2 separate regions of the Homo sapiens genome follow, and region 1 is linked to region 2. A link is a loop called in an ENCODE intact Hi-C map of the cell type or tissue named here. Cell type or tissue: psoas muscle. All regions are shown on one strand. Each heading gives the region's core, and the rest is flanking DNA. Links, peaks and the distances in the headings are about the cores only.

Region 1 (10,184 bases), core at 662-8,661, 50 kb after region 2:
CCTAAAACAGTACAATTTAAAATTATTTGCCAGTCTTCACAAAGAGGGTACCATTTTTCCAGGAAATGGGAAACTCGGCAGTTCCTACTGCAACACTAGCAGAGTAAGGTAAATGATTTCAAATCTTTGCAGAATGTAGAGGCTAAAGATAAACAGAAGAGGGAACTCTGCCGAGGGCATGGCACAGCTTAAAGCAAATATAGATACACACTGAGGGATGTCTGCATAGGTCTTCTGGAGCTGTGTCCATTCAGCCTGTGAGAGCTGAGTGAGCGTAGCAGTAGCAGTAGCCAGCAATGCAGGTACCTAAAGGATCTGTTATGTTACCTTTAAAGGTGTCCCTCTTCTTAGCCCCAACCTAGATGCAGACGGCAGAATGTGTCAGTATTAGGGGTGACAGATATACAAGCACATACCAAGGGATAAAAGAGATACCTAGGAGGCTAGGCACACTGACTCACGCCTGTAATCCTAGCACTTTGGGAGGCCGAGGCAGGTAGATCACCTGAGGTCAGGAGTTCGAAACCAGCCTGACCAATATTGTGAAACCCCGTCTCTACTAAAAATACAAAAATTAGCCAGGAGTGGTGGTGTGCACCTGTAGTCCCAACTACTTGGGAGGCTGAAACAGGAGAATTGCTTGAACCTGGGAGGTGGAGGTTGCAGTGAGCCAAGATTGCACCACTGCATTCCAGCCTGGGTGACAGAGCAACACGCCATCTCAAAAAATAAACAAAAAAAGAGATACCTAGGAAAGGCTGACAGGATCCCAAAATACACATACTTTCCATAAGAAGTATCTTTTAATACTAATTCGGGAGCTCTATACCAGCGTGTGGCCACATAGTCCGTATAAATGTCCCCAGGAGCTGCTAGTGTTCGTGCAAAACCAAAATCACAGAGCTTAGTAATTCCTGACTGGGATACTAAAATATTCTCAGGTTTTATATCTCGATGAATGATCTAAAAAACAAACAGAATACAAAATACATTAAAATGAGATTTCATTATCCAGAATCTCTCAAAAATTATACTGAGAAAATCTAGCTAATTAAGATAGTAAAGCTATTTCCTTACCACATGCAAAGGATTAATTACACAATGCAAATATAGTTATATGTTTTCAATTCTTGCCCCATCCATCACCTCAAAATAAAATGAAGCTAAGAAAACAGACATAATACTAAAAAGGCAAATAACATTCCTGTAAGAAAAACCAAAAGAACTTAATGAGGCTGGGAGTGGTGGTTCATGCATGTAAACCTAGTACTTTGGGAGGCCAAGGCAGGAGGATCACTTGAGGCCAGGAGTTTGAGACCAGCCTGGGTAACAGAGTGAGACCCTGTCTCTAAAAAAAGAAAAAAAAGAAAAAAAAAAAAAGAAAAAAAGAAAGAAAAAAGAAAGAAAGAAAAATAACTTATTGAAATTTTACTTTCCTTTAACCCTATGTCTCACTCCAGTTCCTGCCCTTTCATGTCCTTCACAGCTAAACCTCTTGAGACATTATCTGTACTCAGTCTTCACTTTCTGACCCAGTCACTCAAGATAATGTAACCTTCTCTTTTGTTCCTACATTGCATTAAACTTCTCTAGCCAAAGCCATCTACATTTTTCCTACATCCAGTAGCCACCTCTCCACCCATATCGTACTTGATTTCATAGCATAAAAAAATGCCAACTATTCCTACATTCCTGGTTTCTGAGACCTAAAATGTTCCAAATCTCCTCCTACCTACCTGGCAGCTCCTCTTTCTCTGTCTGTTCCTAAAACATAGGGTCCTTGTCTTAGGCTTTCCTCTCTTCATATGTATCAAGTTTCCTGGTCAATCTCACGTACTCTCTTTTTTGTGGGGTGGGGGAGCCACTTTTGTCACTTGGTTATAGGGACAACACTCTTGGGCTTCTCCCCACTTACTGGCTGCTCCATCTCAATCTGATCAACTCTTTTTAAGAAATTATTTTTTAAAGAGATAGGGTCTTGCTCCATTGCCCAGACCAGAGTGCAAAGGCACAATCAAAGCTCACTGCAGCCTCAAACTCCTGGGCTCAAGCAAGGAGCCTACCACCTGAGACAATCCTACCACCTCAACCTCCTGAGTAGCTAGGACTATAAGCGCGTGTCTGTAGTCCTACAGCCTACAGTATTAGGACTACTGGCTAATTAAAAAATTTTTTTTGTAGAGACAGGGTCTGGTTATGTTGCTCAGGCTGATCATGAGTGCTGGGCTCAAGTGATCTTCCCACCTCAGCCTTCCAAAGTGCTAGGATTATAGGTGTGAGCCACCACACCCGGCCTGAATTATTTTTTAACATTGTTAATTTTAATTGATAAATTAAAATTGTATATATCATGTACATGTTGTTTTAAAATATGTATACATTGTAAAATTAGTTAAATCAAGCTAATTAACATTACATCACATACTTATTTTGTGGTGAGAACACTTAAATTCTACTCTCAGCAATTTTCAAGAATACAATCATTGTTATTAACTAGTTACCATTTTGTATAATAGATCTCTTGAACTTATTCCTTCTTTCTAACTGAATTTTTGTATCCCTTGACCAACATCTCCCCAACCACCCCCACTCTAGCCCCTGGTAACTACCATTCTACTCTCTACTTCTATGAGTTGCACTTTTATAGATTCTGTATGTAAGTAAGATCATGCGGTATTTGTCCTCTGTATGACTTATTTCACTTACCATAACGTCCTCCAGGTTTATCCACATCATCACAAATGATTTCCTTCTATTTTTATGGCTGAATAGTGCTCCATTGTGTATACATACTACATTTCCTTTACGCATTCATCCTTAATGGACACTTAGGTTGATTTTTTTTTTTTTTTTTGAGACAGAGTTTTGCTCTGTCGCCCAGGCTAGAGTGCAGTGGCACGATCGCAGCTCACTGCAACCTCTGACTCCTGGGTTCAAGAAATTCTCCTGCCTTAGCCTCCTGAGTAGCTGGGATTACAGGGACATGCCACCACGCCCGGCTAATTTTTGTATTTTTAGTGGAGATGGGGTTTCACCAGGTTGTCCAGGCTGGTCTCAAACTCCTGACCTCAAGTGATTCACCTGCCTCAGCCTCCCAAAATGCTGGGATTACATGTGTGAGCCACTGCACCCAGCAACCTTTGCCCATTTTTTATTTATTTTTTTAAAGACACATGGTTTTGCCATGTTGCCTGGTCTGGTCTTGAACTCCTGGACTCAAGCTATCCTCCCACCTTGGCCTCCCAAAGTGCTGGGATTACAGGCATCAGCCACTGTACCTGGTCCTTTGCCCAATTTTTAATCAGGTTATTTGTTTTCTTACTATTGATTTATTTGAGTTCCTTATATATTCTAGATATTAACCTCTTATTAGATGTATGGTTTGCAAGCATTTTCTCTAATTCTGTGGGTTCTCTCTTCTCTCTATTGTTTCCTTGGATATGCAGAAGTTTTTTTGTTTAATGTAATCCCATTTATCTATGTTTGCTTCTGTTGCCTGTGCTTTTGGGTTCATATCTAAAAAATAATTGCCCAGATCCAATGTCATAGAACTTTTCCCACGTTTTCTTCTAGTAGTTTAACAGTTTCAGATCTTACAATTAAATCTTTATTTTTAGTTGATTTTTGTAGATGATTCATCTATTCTTATAGCTTTAGTAACTGTCCATATACTACTGATAATTTCAACATTTCTACGTCTAACAGATATTTCTCCTGGTTTCCACAAGAAGTGAAAGTCCACAATAAATCCCACAAAACTAAGTACAGGCCCTTTAAATTCAGCAAATCTAAAACTAAAAGCGTCTTCTTCTCCCCCAAACCTACTGCTTCTCAACAATCTTCTATTCCAGTGAATGGAACCACCACTTACTCCATAACGCAAGCCAGAAACCAAGGGCATTTTTCTCCCTCCCCACACTCCCTTAACCTAACTACTGCTCTTCCTAGTTCAGGTCTCCCCAGCTGTCTCACAAAATTAATACACAAGTCTATCAACTTGTCTCCCTGAATTCACATTCGTGCTCTCCAATTCAGTCTCCACAATGAAGTCACAGTACTATTTTAAAATCAGATGTGTGATCATGTCACTTTTTTTTTTTTTTTTTGAGACAGAGTCTCGCTTTGTCACCAGGCTGGAGTGCAGTGGCGCAATCTCGGCTCACTGCAACCTCTGGCTCCCGGGTTCAAGCTATTCTCCTGCCTCAGTCTCCTGAGTAGCTAGGACTACAGGACTACGGGCATGCGCCACCATGCCCAGCTAATTTTTGTATTTTTAGTAGAGATGGGGTTTCACCATGTTGGCCAGGATGGTCTCGATCTCTTGACCTTGTGATCCGCCCGCCTCGGCCTCCCAAAGTGCTGGGATTACAGGCGTGAGCCACCGTGCCTAGCCTGATCATGTCACTTCTTTGCTTCAAGGATTCCTCATCCTGCAGGATAAATTTTAAACTCCCTGAAATGGCTTATAAGGCCTTGTGAGATTCGGCCCCTACTTACCCTATTAACCTCCTTTCCCTAGCCTATAGAATATTAGTTTCCCGATTTGCCAGGGTTTGTCTAATCTCTATGCATTTGTTGATGCTGCTCCAACTGCCTGGCCAAGCCAGCTATTTCCTCAGGACTCAGCTTATATGTTAGTATTAGATGCTCCTTCTATATGTTCACATCAATCTGCACTTCCCCCTTCATAGCATCTGTCATGCAGTACTGTTGTCTGTTTACTTGTCTGAAACCCCCACTAAACCATAAGCTCCGTGAGGGCAATATACACAACTGTCTTGTTCAATTAATATCTCGTGCTCAGTATAGTGCCTAGAACAAAGAGAAGGCATTTAAAAATTTTATCAAGTGAATTATAGAAGCACATACTCATCACCTGTAAAGTATCACAGCACAAGTAGAAATGTCTCAGTGACAGAAATCTGGGATCTTTCCTTGTTTATACAACTTACTACCATAAATCTTTGAGACTGGCTCTTGTTTTGACTCAGTCTCCCTCCATAAATAGCCAAAAAATTAATTTAGGGTAAGCCTTTCTAATTGAGCCACTTTAAAGTTGCCATCTGTCAAAATATATAAATCCTTTTTAACTACCACAATTTTAATTGAGGGCCTACTATATGCCAGGCACTATTCCAAGACCTAAGGATATAATGTGAACAAAAACAGACATTAAAAAGCACATTAAGATACCGCTTCAGGAGCCGGGCGCGGTGGCTCACGCCTGTAATCCCAGCACTTGGGAAGGCTGAGGCAGGTGGATCATGAGGTCAGGAGATCGAGACCATCCTGGCCAACATGGTGAAACCCCGTCTCTACTAAAAATACAAAAATTAGCCGGACATGGTGGCATGTGCCTATAGTCCCAGCTACTCACGAGGCTGAGGCAGGAGAATCGCTTGAACCCAGGAGGCGGAGGTTGCAGTGAGCTGAGATCGTGCCACTGCACTCCAGCCTGGTGACAGAGTGAGACTCCGTCTCAAAAAAAAAAAAATAGATACCACTTCAGGCTGGGCATGATAGCTCATGCCTATAATCCCAGCACTTTGGAAAACGGAGGCAGGAAGATCACTTGAACTCAGGAGTTTGAGACAAGCCTGGGCAACATGGTGAGACCTTGGCACTACTAAAAATTAAAAAAAAAAGTTAGCCCAGCTACTCAGGAGGCTGAGGCAGGAAAATTGCTTGAACCTGGGAGGCGGAGGTTGCAGTGAGCTAAGATCATGCCAATACACTCCAGCCTGAGCGACGGAGCAAGACTCTGTCTCAGGAAAAAAAAAAAAAAAAAAAAACAGATATAGTTCTTTACCATCACAGAACTCACAGTCAGTTGTAAGAGAAACACCTTACTTCATATAATCACACAAATATAAAATAACACAAGTGCTACAAAGGAAAGGAACATAGCATTATAACTTGAATGGAGACATCCCTGGGGAAAATTCCACTTTTACTAAGATCTGAGGGATGAGCAGAAGTAAACTAGGAAAGAGTGGAAGAAAGATAAATCCAGGAAGATAGACTAGTATGTGCAAAGGTATTGTGTTAAGAGGAAGTATGGTAAGAAAGGTATTTATTGAAAAGTTATATCGCAATTCTGAGATGATTTAAGATGAACTTTGATTATAAATTTCTTTTATAAACAGCAATTAAAGTTTTGATAATCTTTCTCTGTCATTTTCCTCTTCTAATCCCCTAATTCCATTTAACAAATTATGCATGCATATACACACGTGTATACATATCCATAAATATATGTTATCTGACTGCTTCCCAAACACAATAACACTTTTCTCATTCTGCGGTATTTCCTAAGCACAGGCCTTAAGAATTAAAGCTAAGCCGCTCCATACTAAGCTGCTGTGGAGACATGGCATGGTAGAAAGGAAAGCGTATGGACTGTGGAAGGAATCTAGTCCCCGCTTCCATCACTCATTAACTGTATTACAGCAGTCTCCAACCTTTTTGGCACCAGGAACTGGTTTTATGGAAGACAGTTTTTCTATGGACCAGGCTGGGGGATGGTTTCAGGATGCTTCAAGTGCATTACATTTATAGTGCACTTTACTTCTATTATTGTTACATTATACTATACAATGAAATCATTATACAACTTACCATAATGTAGAATCAGTGGGAGCCCTGAGCTTGTTTTCCTGCAACCAGATGGTCCTAACTGGGGGTTATGAGAGACAGTGACAGATTATCAGGCATTAGGTTCTCACAAGGAGTGCACAACCTAGATCCCTTGCATGCACAGTTCAGAGTAGGGTTCGCACTCCTATAAGAATTTAATGCCTCTGCTGATCTGATAGGAGGCAGAGCTCAGGTGGTAATGCGAGCAATGCAAAGTGGCTGTAAATACAGATGAAGCTTTGCCTGCTCGCCCACCACTCATCTACTGTGTGGCCTGATTCCTAACAGGCCACAGAATGGTATTGGTTGTGGCCCAGGGGTTGGGGACCCCTCCTGTATGGCATTGGGAAATTCACTTATTAACCTGTGAATTTATTTGGTTACTATTTAAAAACTCTCATTGGTGGCTCATGCCTGTAATCCCAGCACTTTGGAGCCCAAGGCAGGTAGATCAGTTGAGGTCAGCATTTCAAGACCAAAGTTAGTCAGCCTGGCTAACGTGGTGAAACCCCGACTCTACTAAAAATACAAAAATTAGGTGGGTGTGGTGGTGGGCACCTATAATCCCAGCTACTCAGGAGGCTGAGGCAGGAAAATTGCTTGAACCTGGGAGGTGGAGGTTGCAGTGAACCAAGATCATGCCACTGCACTCCAGCCTGAGTGACAGAGTGAAACTCCATCTCAAAAATAAATAAATAAAATAAAAATAAAATAAAAACTCTTATCTCACAATCAAATGGTTAGTTTTGTTTTACATCAAAAGCATTTAGCTCCACGTGGATGAGGGCAACAGCGGGCCATCCTTGGGAGTATCGTATTACTGGTATTTAGTCAGAAATTATCCTATTGACTTTCTTGCCCATCCTATGCTGTACTACTATATCGTTTGTGCCACGAAACTTAGCACTTCATCATCTACACTTTTATACTTATTGTACCATCTGTCTAAGCCTATTTTCTCAACTATAGTCTTTGAAGGCAAAATATCTACTTATTTTGTATCCCCAATATTATTTAGTATGGGTCTATCCAAACACACTGATTATTGTTTTAAGAAAATGTAAGCCGGGCGCGGTGGCTCACGCCTGTAATCCCAGCACTTTGGGAGGCTAAGGTGGGCGGATCACGAGGTCAGGAGTTTGATATCAGCCTGACCAACACGGTGAAACCCCGTCTCTACTAAAAATACAAAAATTAGCCGGGCATGATGGCACGCACCTGTAAACCCAGTTACTTGGGAGGCTGAGGCAGGAGAATCACTTGAACCCAGGAGAAGGAGGCTGCAGTGAGATCACGCCATTGCACTCCAGCCTGGGCTACAGAGCAAGACTCTGTCTCAAAATAAAATAAAATAAAATAAAATAAAATAAAAATACAAAAATTAGCCGGGCCTGGTGGCAGGAGCCTGTAATCCCAGCTACTCAGGAGGGTGAAGCAGGAAGAATCGCTTGAACCCAGAAGGCGGAAGTTGCAGTGAGCCGAGATCCTGCCATTGTACTCCAGCCTGGGTGACAGAGAGAGACTCTGTCTCAAAAAAAAATACTGTAATAACCTCTGACTTCACCCTTTGTTTTCATCCCTCTCATATCTAATTACTTCCCAAGTCCTGTGATTTTCCTTTTGAAATATTTCCATCCTATCCCTCTGCCATCCTTCCTCTCCTTCCCATTGCTACTTAGTCCAAACCGTTACCACCCACACATCTAGATTGTCACAACAGCTACCTGTCTGATCTCTCTGGGTCTCTATCTACTCATATCTTCTACTCATGTTAAAATAAAATTAGATTTTGTTTTCATCCAGTCACAGCAATGCTCAAGAACCTTCAATGGGCTGGATGTGGTGGCATGTGCCTGTAGTCCTAGCAACTTGGGAGGCTGAGGCAGGAGGATCACTTGAGCCCAGAAGTTGGAGGCTGCAGTGAGCTATGATCATGCTACTGCACTCCCATCTGGGCAACAAAGCAAGATCCTGTCTCAAGAAAAACAAAAATAAAAAAACAACAAAATCTTCAGTAGTTTCCCAGGATCTTCAGGAAAGAGTCCACCCTCCTGTGGGTAAATTTCAAGGTTCTGGAAAATCTCTCCCCTGTGAACCTGTGTAATCTTATCTTCCTCTATCTGTTGTTCCCTGTAACCTGACTTAACAGCACTCTCTGAAGTCCCCTGCTCCGGTCTACTTCTATTTTCACAATGGTACCCCACCTGAATGCATTTTCTCCTCTACTCCAACAAAATCCTAGCTACAGTTCAAAATTCTACTTACTTTAGTTTTACCTCATCTTGGAAGTCTTCTACTGTCAGTTTAGCCCAGACTGAGATCTCCTTTTATTCAAGAAACATTTTTAGAGTCTAATATAGACAAGGCTCTAAACAGATACAAAGATAACACCACTATTCTTGACTCCCTACCAGCTTTCTTTTCTTTTCCTTTTTTTTCTTTTCTTTCCTTAACACAACTATTAATATTCCTCACTCCAAACCAGCTTGCTATATTTATTTATTTATTTATTTATTTTATTTACTTACTTACAGAATCTTGCTCTGTCAACCAGGATGCAGTGGTGCAATCATAGCTTACTGCAGCCTTGACCTCCCAGGCTCAAACAATCCTCCTACCTCGGCCTCACAAGTAGCCGGGAGTACAGGATTGTGCACGATGCCTGATGCCCAGCTAATTTATTTTTTATTTTTAGTAGAGACAAGGTCTTGCTATGTTGCCCAGGCTGGGCTTGAACTTTTGAGCTCAAGTGATCCTCCTGCCTCAGCCTCTCAAAATGCTGAGATTAGAGGTGTGAGCTACTATAGCCAGCCTACCAGCACTATCTACTGAGCACTTAAAATGTGCCTGACACAGTTTAAATGCTTTATACCTAGTACCTAATTTGATCTTTTAAAAAATCTGTGCCAGGTGCAGTAGCTCACACCTGTAATCCAGCATTTTGGGAGGCTGAGGCGGGCAAATCACTTGAGCCCAGGAGTTTGAGACCAGCCTGGGTAACATGGGAAAACCCCATCTCTACAAAATATTGGCCAGGTGTGGTGGTTGATTGAGGAGGAGCACCGTCATCTCGGACAAACACCGAGATGTTTTAAGGAGAGGCAGGAGAATTGCTTGAACCCAGGAGGCAGAGGTTGCAGTGAGCCAAGATCATGCCATTGTACTCCAGCCTGGGCAACGAGAGCAAAACTCCATCTCAAAAACCAACCAACCAACCAAACAAAAAACCTGCTGAGCTAAACACTTACAAGCCAATGCTAAAGTCAACACTAAACATCAGAATAGCTGTGATCTTTCCTCTTCCTTGATTTTTCATAGGTTAAATGACAAGGCCTCAAACCGCTCCGCCACTTTATATCTCCTTTCTTCCCCTAAAGGCATCCACAATTTACTTACTATTCCCCCCGCCTTTTTTTTTGTGAGGCGGAGTCTTGCTAAACCTCCCTTTATATGAGCAACTCTCCATTAAGCCACAGACCTGACTTTCAATGTTTTAATATACTTTCTCTAATAATAGTGCTCCAGCTGACTACTGATTCTACTAAACA
Region 2 (10,184 bases), core at 1,656-9,655:
AAGAACTCATTTAAAGAGGCCTGTGTGTTATAGGAGATAACTGACTCGAAGTTATGTGGCTACAAGAAGGCAGAGATCATTAAGTATAAGTACAGTTTGTATCATGTCACGGCTTGTGTTATCCACTCAGTAATCATGGCAAAAAAAAGAAGTAGGCAGAGAAGAGATGACTTTATAATTCCAAATCAAATTATCACATCAACAGAGTCTTAAAAGGGAAAAGAAAACAGTAAATGTTTTGCTAACAAAAAAAGCTGGATGATGCTCATGCACATGGATGGCTGTCTTAACAACAACTCACATCACACTTCTATTGTAGATAAATAAAACGGGAAGAGTTGTCATCTTGTATTTTTTGGACTATGTAAAAGAAAAGACACTACCAGAAAAAAAACCTGTTTCTCTTCAAATTCTTCCCCTCGCAATGGCCATCTCCACCCTAAAATTAGAAACCAAGCTAGTAAGAATCAGGGACTGGAATGTAAATATATGCTACCAAAACTCTGACTTTATTAATGCTAAATTACATGTAAATTACTAAATTATAAACATGCTAGTCAAGCCAAAAGATTTGCTTCAATGCCTTGCTCAACTTCCATCTTTTTTTTTGCGGGGGGCAGCGGGATGGAGTCTCGCTCTGTGCTCAGGCTGGAGTGCAGTGGCGTGATCTCGGCTCACTACAACCTCCGCCTCCCGGGTTCAAGCAATTCTCCTGCCTCCACCTCTGAGTAGCTGGGATTACAGGTGCACGCCACAATGTCCGGCTAATTTTTTGCATTTTTAGTAGAGATGGGGTTTCACCATGCTGGCCAGACTGGTCTCGAACTCCTGGCCTCATGATCCACCTGCCTCGGCCACCCAAAGTGCTGGGATTACAGGCGTGAGCCACCATGCCCGACCAATTTCCATCCTTTTAAACAATCTTCATGATATGTTTAAATGCTGCTCCAGAAAGTTCAGTGTAAAGCCAAACCCATGTTACATGGTTATCAAGTATATTTGTTTGCTCAGAAATGTTTGGTGTTCCCAGACATCAGGATCTTACTTTATCACATATTTAGAAACTTTTCCTTCTGTAATTATAAAGCCCTAAACCAATGCTAAGAATGACCACTCATCAAGTATGATTGAAATAATAGGTGATCAAATAAAATTATATGACTAAATGTAAGCTGCAATTTTATTAGGATGTACCAGTCAGGTAGTTTTTATAAATTCATGTTCAAATTAAGAAAACATGAATAATTTAAAGATTAATAAATTTAAAAACAAATTTAGGTGAATGTACATATAACTAACAGGATTTACGATATACCTGTAAAATTATCTAGTTAGCATTTTTGTGTATGTAACATTAATAAAAAGGATTTTTAAAAAACCATACAGTGATTCTGGGATTCCCTGAATTTTCAGCTGCTGCATTTTCTACTCTACATCTGGCAAGTTCTTCTTCCTTTCAGTTTGTGCATTTCCTGTATTCTAAAAAGTAAATAGAAACAGGTCTTTAATTGAGGACATGGTGAGTCTTTGGCTAAGGAAATACAGCCAGAGATAAATACTTGTACTTTGCCCCTATGGGTTGTTTCATAAGGTACAGGGAAACTATTTAGCAATGTATTCCTTATCATTATCATCCAACAAAACAAAAGGTGGCCTTTGTATGGACTCTTTTCTCTCTTGCCTAACTCACTCATTCCCAGTAATTTAGTCTCTCTCTGGTTATAGAACCTATTCAATGCATGCACGCACATTTGAGATAGCTGAAAGAGTTTAAAAAGTAAACCTGGCAGGGCGTGGTGGCTCACACCTGTAATCCCAGCACTTTGGGAGGCCAAGGCAGGCAGATTACCTGAGGTCAGGAGTTCGAGACCAGCCTGGACAACATGGTGAAACCCCGTCTCTACTCAAAATACAAAAATTAGCCAGGCATGGTGGCAGGCACCTGTAATCCCAGCTACTCAGGAGGCTGAGACAGGAAAATTGCTTGAACCCAGGAGGTGGAGGTTGCAGTGAGCTAAGATCACACCACTGTACTCCAGCCTAAGTGGCAGAGTGAGACTCTGTCTCAATAAATAAATAAATAAATAATAAAAAATAAAGTAAACCTGAGAAGTGCTTGGATCTGATTGTATAATTCGAAAACCAAGTCAATACAGAGCCAAGAATAGAAAAAATAACTAGCAATTCCCTATCTTATGTTTTTAAAAATATGTCATATTCTTTCATGCTCTAAAATAAACTACAGGCTCAAAATTTAAGAAATGTTCTTAATTCTGACATTTATTAAAACCAGTTGTACTAGCCTTTTATGCAATTTCAGTCACTTGTCAGAGCTGCATTTGAATAAGCAGTACAAATAAACTATAATCAACACTGATGACTTCATTTTTTCTGGAGTTCTATATCATATGAACAAGAAGATGTTTTCCCTCCTTAATTTATTATTTATCCTAAAAATCACAGAAGGGTCTTTTTTCCTGCAGAGTTCCTTTTTTCCTGGACTAGAAAGTAATTTTAGTTCCTGGGGACTCTCACAGGACAATGGGATAAACACATGAGGCACATTAATAGTCTGCCTACCTCAGGAGCCCTAACTCACCCAATGATTGAAAAAATGTGCAAATGGTATGCTGTGCAACGTGCTGTGACATGAGTATGTCACCCAAATTTAAAAGTTTAAAGCCACCTTATTACTTTTTATAATGAACCGAAAGATGACTATTAATGGATTTTTTTTTTTTTAAACGGAGTTTCACTCTTGTTGTCTAGGCTGGAGTGCAATGGTTTGATCTCAGCTCACTGCGCAACCTCCGCCTCCCAGGTTCAAGCAATTCTCCTGCCTCAGCCTCCCGAGTAGCTGGGATTACAGGCATGAGCCACCACACCCAGCTAATTTTTGTATTTTTAGTAGAGAAGGGGTTTCACCACATTGGCCAGGCTGGTCTTGAACTCCTGACTTCAGGTGATCCACCCTCTTCAGCCTCCCAAAGTGCTGGGATTACAGGTGTGAGCCACTGTGCCCGGCCTAATGGCATTCTTGTTCTACAACATTTCTTCTCTGCAAAGTGGACTGTGGAGTTCTTAACAAGCTCTAGGCCAAGACTAAAGAGATAGCCCTAAATGTCACAGTGAGAATACATCTAATAGTGTCTGATAACCCTCTATCCAAATATTATAGAGATCAAGTAGCCTTGTTAAAATGCCTTCTTACAGAGTTTCAGATTTTTTAAAATATTTTTAATTTCTTCAAATTTTCTTAATAAGTATTTACTAATTTTATCATGAGTAAAACTGTAATAAATTTTATTTTTTAAAAAAACAGAAGTTGGGCCAGATGCGGCGGCTCACACCTATAATCCCAGCACTTTGGGAGGCCCAGGCGGGTGGATCACGAGGTCAGGAGATCGAGACCATCCTGGCTAACACAGTGAAACCCCGTCTCTACTAAAAATATTTTTTAAAAAAAATAGCTGGGTGTGGTGGCGTGTGCCTGTAGTCCCAGCTACTTGGGAGGCTGAGGCAGGAGAATTGCTTGAACCCGGGAGGCAGAGGTTGCAGTGAGCCGAGATCGCGCCACTGCACTCCAGCCTGGGCAACAGAGAGACACTCCGTCTCAAAAACAAACAAACAAACAAACAAACAAACACAAAAACAGAAGTTGATAAATCACATACAGAGATGACCTCACAAGTGTAGAATAGGAGGCCATCGATATGATTTAATTCAGTGGGTGCTCAGCACAATCTCTCTCTCTTAAAAGACTGTCTTTATAGAGCATTCATTTGGATATTACAGGCTTCAAGATTTTCAAATAAAATTTGAGAATCTCTCTGGTGGGTAGGGACTGGGAATATTTCAACAAGATTACCTGATAGTTAGCTGAGAGCAAATATTTGTGAAAATAGGACAGCAGGCAGACAGCAGAGATAAGGGAATAAACTGGAGAGAAAACGAAGGAAGGAAGAGGCTTAAAGGCAAAGACACACATGCTTGTGGCCATATAACCATATATTTATACCATTATTCATTTTCACTAGTCTGACTTACCTGCCTGATATCTGACACTACACACAATACAGATAATATTTTCCCTGGGTGCCATGCATTCTAATCATTCAACATTACCCACCAAAAAATAACTTTTAGAAACTTTTATTAATGGGTTATTCTAGGAAAATATAGATCTGTTTCTTTAGTTCAAAGATTATAAAATTTTGAATTTTTATATAGCTTTCCAATAGTAATAACTAAATTTATACACTGAGTCAAGTCCTCTAAACAACATGCCTTAGTAAAAGCTATATACAAAAAGAGTTACCTCTTGTTTTTCTTGATTTTGATCCACGTTAAGTAAAGTTGGTATCTTAGATGACTCTGTTTTCTTTGACTCCCTCTTCAGCATTTTTATCTGTTTAACTTTTGCAAAAATATACAAAACAATGAAAATTTGTTATTCCTACTTTGAAATTTTACTTTCCTTTCCAAGAATTTCAAATAGAAATCCACTAAGTCAGTTTCTCAGTTTATTACAAAGGAACAAAATAAATTATGAGTTGTAATGGTAAAATATGGTAAATTATTTGTTTTATAACTTTACAAATAGTCTACTAAGTATTAAAATAAGACATTTATTTTATTTTATTTTATTTTATTATTCTCAGTGTAACTGTTAAGTGGATCAGATAATTCCTCTTGAACTGTACAAGGATGATATTCTTGCTATTATATTAATTTTTCACAAGGTGTCACTGTTCTTCAAAGAAACATAACATTTATTCAAGACAAAAGTGCGTTTCATTCTGATATAAATCTTAAGTTCATAAATTTTTTTTTTTTTTGAGATGGAGTCTCACTCTGTCACCCAGGCTGGAGTGCAGTGGCGCGATCTCGGCTCACTGCAACCTCCGCCTCCCGGTTTCAAGTGATTTTCCTGCCTCAGCCTCCCAAGTAGCCGGGATTACAGGCATGAGCCACCATGCCTGGCTAATAGAGATGGGGTTTTGCCATATTGGCCAGGGTGGTCTCAAATTCCTGACCTCAGGTGATCCGCCCACCTTGGCTTCCCAAAGTGCTGGGATTACAGGTGTGAGCCACTGTGCCCAGCCTATAAATCTTATATATTTAATCCTTGGATGCTCAAAATACATATAAAATTTCTGCTACTATATGGGTAAATGATCATGAAGAAACATAGAAAGGCAATTTACCCCAGGTCATATACTAAACAAATTTCTCAAATACTATTCTAACATTTCAACAACATTGAGCTAATAAAAAATTTATCCTTTGCAGCCAGCTGCAATGGCTCACGCCTGTAATCCCAGCACTTTGGGAGGTTGAGACAGGTGGATCACCTGAGGTCAGGAGTTCGAAATCAGCCTGTCCAAAATGGTGGAACCCCCCCCCCGTCTCTACTAAAAATACAAAAATTAGCCAGGCGTGTTGGTGGGCACCTGTAGTCCCAGCTACTCAGGAGGCTAGGCACGAGAATCACTTGAACCTGGGAGGTGGTGGTTGCACTGAGCTGAGATTGCAACACTGCACTCCAGCCTGGGCAGCAGAGTGAGACTCTGTCTTAAATAAATAAATAAATAAATAAATTTTAATAATTTACCTTTTAAAGCTGTCTTAACCTCTCTTTATTTTTCTTTTTAATTAAAAAAAAATTTTTTTTTTTTAGAGACAGGGTCTCATTATGTCATCCTGGAGTGCAGTACAGTGGCGTGATCATGGCTCACTGCAGTCTCAACTTCCTGGGTCAAGCAATCCTCCTACCTCAGCCTCTGGAGTAGCTGGGACTACAGGCACACACCACCACACCAAGCTATTTTATTTTTTGTAGAGACAGGGTTTTGCTATGTTGCCCAGGCTTGTCTCAAACTCCTGGGCCCAAGCAATCCTCCTGCATTGGCCTCCCAAAATGCTGGGATTACACGCCTAAGCCTCTTTAAAATTATCTCCTTAAAATCATACCCCTTATTTGACAATGGGGAGAAAATCTCATCAGCTGAAATGTTTTCCTCACCAATTTACTATTTTCTACCTAAATCACACTATAAAATGTAAGTTATATTATGAAAAAATCTTATAAATGATATCATCATAATTGTAAAGCTATGCAACAAATGTGTACCTTCCATTCCTTTTGTATCTTTTGACTGTATTGTGACAGGCAATTCTGGAAAATGGAATTCTTTCCTGTCAGATCTGGAAAAATTCAGCTTCCTTTTGTTCTCATTTGCCATTTGGTCACTGTGACCTGTTCGCTCATTAAATATACCCTTCTCCATTTGGCTCTAAACAAACAAACAAGAGTTAGTTGAAGAAATGTGTCTAACTATTTGTAGAATGACAATCCTAGAATTGCTAGCCATTTGGATGGTATAAGATAGACATAACAATTAATTTAATAATTAAGAAGATTTAGAATAGAACACTATTGAACATATCAACAGATCAAACTCCAATAAAAGTTTCATAAAGCAAACATTTCTAGCATATTTAATATTCTGAGCATAATAGTCTTGGTCATGAGAACCACAATAATAATAATAATAATAATATTATTATTATTATTATTATTTTGAGTGCATTGGCATGATCATGACTCATTGCAGCGTCAACCCCCTGGGCTCAAGTGATCTTCCCACCTCAGTCTCTTAAGTAACTGGGACTACAGGCACATACCACCATGCCTGGTTAATTTTTAAATTTTTCGTAGAGATGGGGTCTTGTTAGGTTGACTAGGCTGATCTCAAACTCCTGGGCTCAAGTGACCCTTCTGCCTTGGGCTCCCAAAATGCTGGGATTACAAACATGAGCCACTGCATCTGGCCTTATTATTATTATTATTATTATTATTAAGACAGAGTCTTGCTTTGTTGTCCAGGCTGAAATACAGTGGCGCCATTACGGCTGCAGCCTCAACCTCTTGGGCTCAAGCCATAGTCCCATCTTAGCCCCCGAGTCTGAAACCACAGCCACATGCCACCACACACGACTAATTTATTTTATTTCATTTTTTGTACAGACAGGGTCCGTTATGTCGCCCAGGCTGATCTCAAATTCCTGGGATCAAGCAATCCTCCCAGCTCAGTCTCCCAAAATGCTAGGATTACAGGTGAGAGCCACTGTGCCTGGCCAGAACCACAAACTTAACTTTTCATTTTTAATACTATTCACTGCACTCTGACTTTGAACAAATTGCTTCAGTTCATTTTCTTAATAACTTCTTTATCTACCTAGAAAATGATATGCTTTGTAAACACTGGGAAAACCCAAAGGAAAAAATGTATTGCACATCCAGCATCTGGGAAACCTTCTGTGTTACCAGATTTTTGTTCATTTGAAAACAGATGATAAAATCTTGTCTAGATCAATGAACACTCTTCCACAATGTAATGTTTAGTATTCCACTGTATGAATGTACCCTAATGTACTTAGTCATCTGCTTTTGGACAGGTTTGTATTGTTTTCAGTTTTTTGTTATTATAATTAACATTGTGCTTCAATTTTGAATAAATCAATTTCCTATGTAAAAAGTTGTGAGGTCCCATTAGCGATGAATAATGCAAAATAAGCCAAAAACAAAACAAAACAAAAGTTGGGAGGGGGATGAACTACATCGATTATTTTGATTATTTTTTCTAGTGAAAATAAGTTGTGTTTATTTGGCAATTGTTTTTAATCCATAAAGATATTAAAAACATTTTTTGGGAGTGAAAAAAACAAAACTTCTTGTGACTTTCAAAGGTGGAAATCTTAACTTACTCTGCCTAAGTCACATGTTAAATACATAAATTAAGATATATGAACTTAATTAATTGTGATAAATTAAGATATATGAACTTAATTAATTGTGAAAGCACTTAGAAAATAATGGCCTATTTTCAACTCAGGAAGAAAAAAAGAAACTTAAAGCACATTTTTAGAAGTGTTAGAGGCTGGGTGCGTTGGCTCACACCTGTAATCCTAGCACTTTGGGAAGCTGAGGCGGAAGGATCCCTTGAGCTCAGGAGTTTGAGACCAGCCTGGGCAACATAGTGAGACTTTGTCGCTACAAAAAAATGAACAAAATTAGCTGGGCATGGTGGCATGTGCCTGAAGTCTCAGCTACTTGGGAGGCTGAGGTGGGAGCATTGCTTGGGCCCAGGAGGTCGAGGCTGCAGTGAGCTGAGATCGTACCACTGCACTCCAGTCTGGGCAACAGAGAGAGATCCTCTCTCAAAAAAACAAAACAAACAAACAAAAAAGTATTAGAGCCCTAAAGATAGAGAAAAGGAAAAAAGAAGTAATGTTAAAAGAGGCCATATTTTAATGTGTAGCTTCTTGCCTTACTTGAATAGGACCTGGATCCTCTTGCCTGCTATTAGGCATAACTTGTCCAATAGATTGTGAAGAAGTGCGTCTCTTTTTTGCTCTTTCAGTTAACCTATTATTTAAAAATGAATGAGAAGTTACTAAAACTCCCCAGAAATGCTTTTTTTTTTTTTTTTTTTTTTTTGGCAGATTCTCACTCTGTCACCCAGGCTGGAGTGCAGTGTCATGATCTTGGCTCACTGCAACCTCTGTCTCCTGGGTTCAAGTGATTCTCTTGCCTCAGCCTCCCAAGTAGCTGGGATTACTGGTGTGCTCCAACATGCCCAACTAATTTTTGTATTTTTTGTAGAGACAGGGTTTTGCCATGTTGGCCAGGCTGGTCTCGAACTCCTGAGCTAAAGTGATACACTCGCCTTGGCCTCCCAAATTGCTGGGATTACAGGCACGAGCCACCATGCCCGGCCGAAATGCCTTTGTTTTAGCTTCAAGAATGAATAAATTATGGCTTGGAAGTCTACTGTTTGAACACTGAGTACCAAAATGCAATAGTGAGTCCTTACCTACCAATTGCCCTTAGGAGAGAGGTGGTAACAGGGCAGAGAACAATTAGTGCATGTTTACATCAGTGGTGACAGGCATGTTGTGGGGTTACTCCTGCTGGCCTACTTGCTCCCTTCTACCTGTTCTGAATTTGGTTCTCTTAACTATCAGCTTTCTCAATTTATGAACTTACTGTCCAAGACTGACTGGCTTACAACCATTGTTACTGATACCATGGTTTTGGGATCACCTCAAGAACAACTAGGCTCTTGCAGTCTGTAACCTGCTGTACCTTTGGACTGACATGGACATGTCCACTTGCTCACCTCTGCAGACCACTGGGCTTCACAACCTGTGGCCCAAACCAGTCTGCTAGAATCCTCTTGGGCTAATGAACCCAGTCTCCTCCCCTAGAATGACAGTAGCCTCCCTAAATTTTGAAGTGGCCTTACTGCCTTGTTGGACAAACTCTCACCATCCATCACACTGCCCTTGATTAACCAGACTCATGGACCAGTCTCTCAATCTGTATCAGAGGTTAAATCTAAAACTGGCCTAATATGCTATTTTTCTCCCAAAATATTTCACCTTGAAAGGCTATTTGACTTACGAAAGATTATTTTTTTACTATCCTTTCTCCACTTAGAGAATTTGCTATGATACAGAAATAAATATTTTGTTATACCAAGGCACATTGATACCAGAACTTAGGACATACCAACTTTTTTTCTCTTCAAAAATAAAAACATTTTTCAAAGGGTCTTTTTTTTTAATAAGGTTTTTCAAGAAGACATTAGTGAAAATTTAAACATCTATATGGCCAAGAAAAGTTAATTTCTTCTACAGCATCCATAAGAAACACTCAGTAAATGGCCCATTATACAGCTTTAATTTCAATATATTTTCTTCAAGTTCAGTTTACATACAGACACTATGAACACGATTCTTTGAAATACCATTATACAGGAATGTTGTATTATTTAGGTTTCTTCTCTGTTACAGCTCACCTCACACTGGGGTGAAAGAGATTTGAACTGAGATTTGCAGCCATCAAATTACTGTTAGTTAGATTGATGGGTGGCATTGTCACAGAACCTCCGCAATGTGGATTTTCTTTCAAGCCATTACAGTTAGTGCTGGGATTGATAGGGTTTGGTGGTTCAATGGTTACAAGTTTTGTATCTGGAGACATAGGATGAACATTTTCATTTGCATCCTGTTGACCAAGTCCACCTTCATACTCTTTCTTTTTTGGTTCTGAGATATCTCCTCTTCCTCCTTTGACTTTAATAACTCTGACTTTGATCTCCTTGGGCTTTTTCTCT

Evidence for each region. Hi-C counts contacts between places; a loop is a spot of excess contacts. Peaks named below come from ENCODE experiments on the same cell type or tissue, not always from the same donor. Only the 100,000 strongest peaks of a DNase experiment are listed, where the experiment ranks them.
Region 1: a loop joins it to region 2, with 1.8 times the contacts of the local background. A loop is called at or near these places in 9 of 110 quality-filtered maps.

What each region holds. Positions count from the first base shown.
Region 1 is chr5:134,349,465-134,359,648 of GRCh38, forward strand. CDKL3 (cyclin dependent kinase like 3) reads right to left here. Exons shown (of 13, transcript NM_001113575.2): 4 at 785-963. Among named protein-coding and RNA genes, the nearest start is that of CDKL3, 13 kb to the right of the region's middle. In psoas muscle, for the core only: no CTCF peak of the experiment used is centred there; no DNase peak of the experiment used is centred there; H3K27ac peaks cover 1,255 bases.
Region 2 is chr5:134,298,272-134,308,455 of GRCh38, forward strand. It overlaps CDKL3 (cyclin dependent kinase like 3), which reads right to left. Exons shown (of 13, transcript NM_001113575.2): 9 at 9,867-10,184; 10 at 8,338-8,431; 11 at 6,134-6,296; 12 at 4,319-4,416; 13 at 153-439. The coding sequence ends at 380. Among named protein-coding and RNA genes, the nearest start is that of CDKL3, 64 kb to the right of the region's middle. In psoas muscle, for the core only: a CTCF peak has its summit at 4,741 (motif pointing right); no DNase peak of the experiment used is centred there; H3K4me3 peaks cover 331 bases.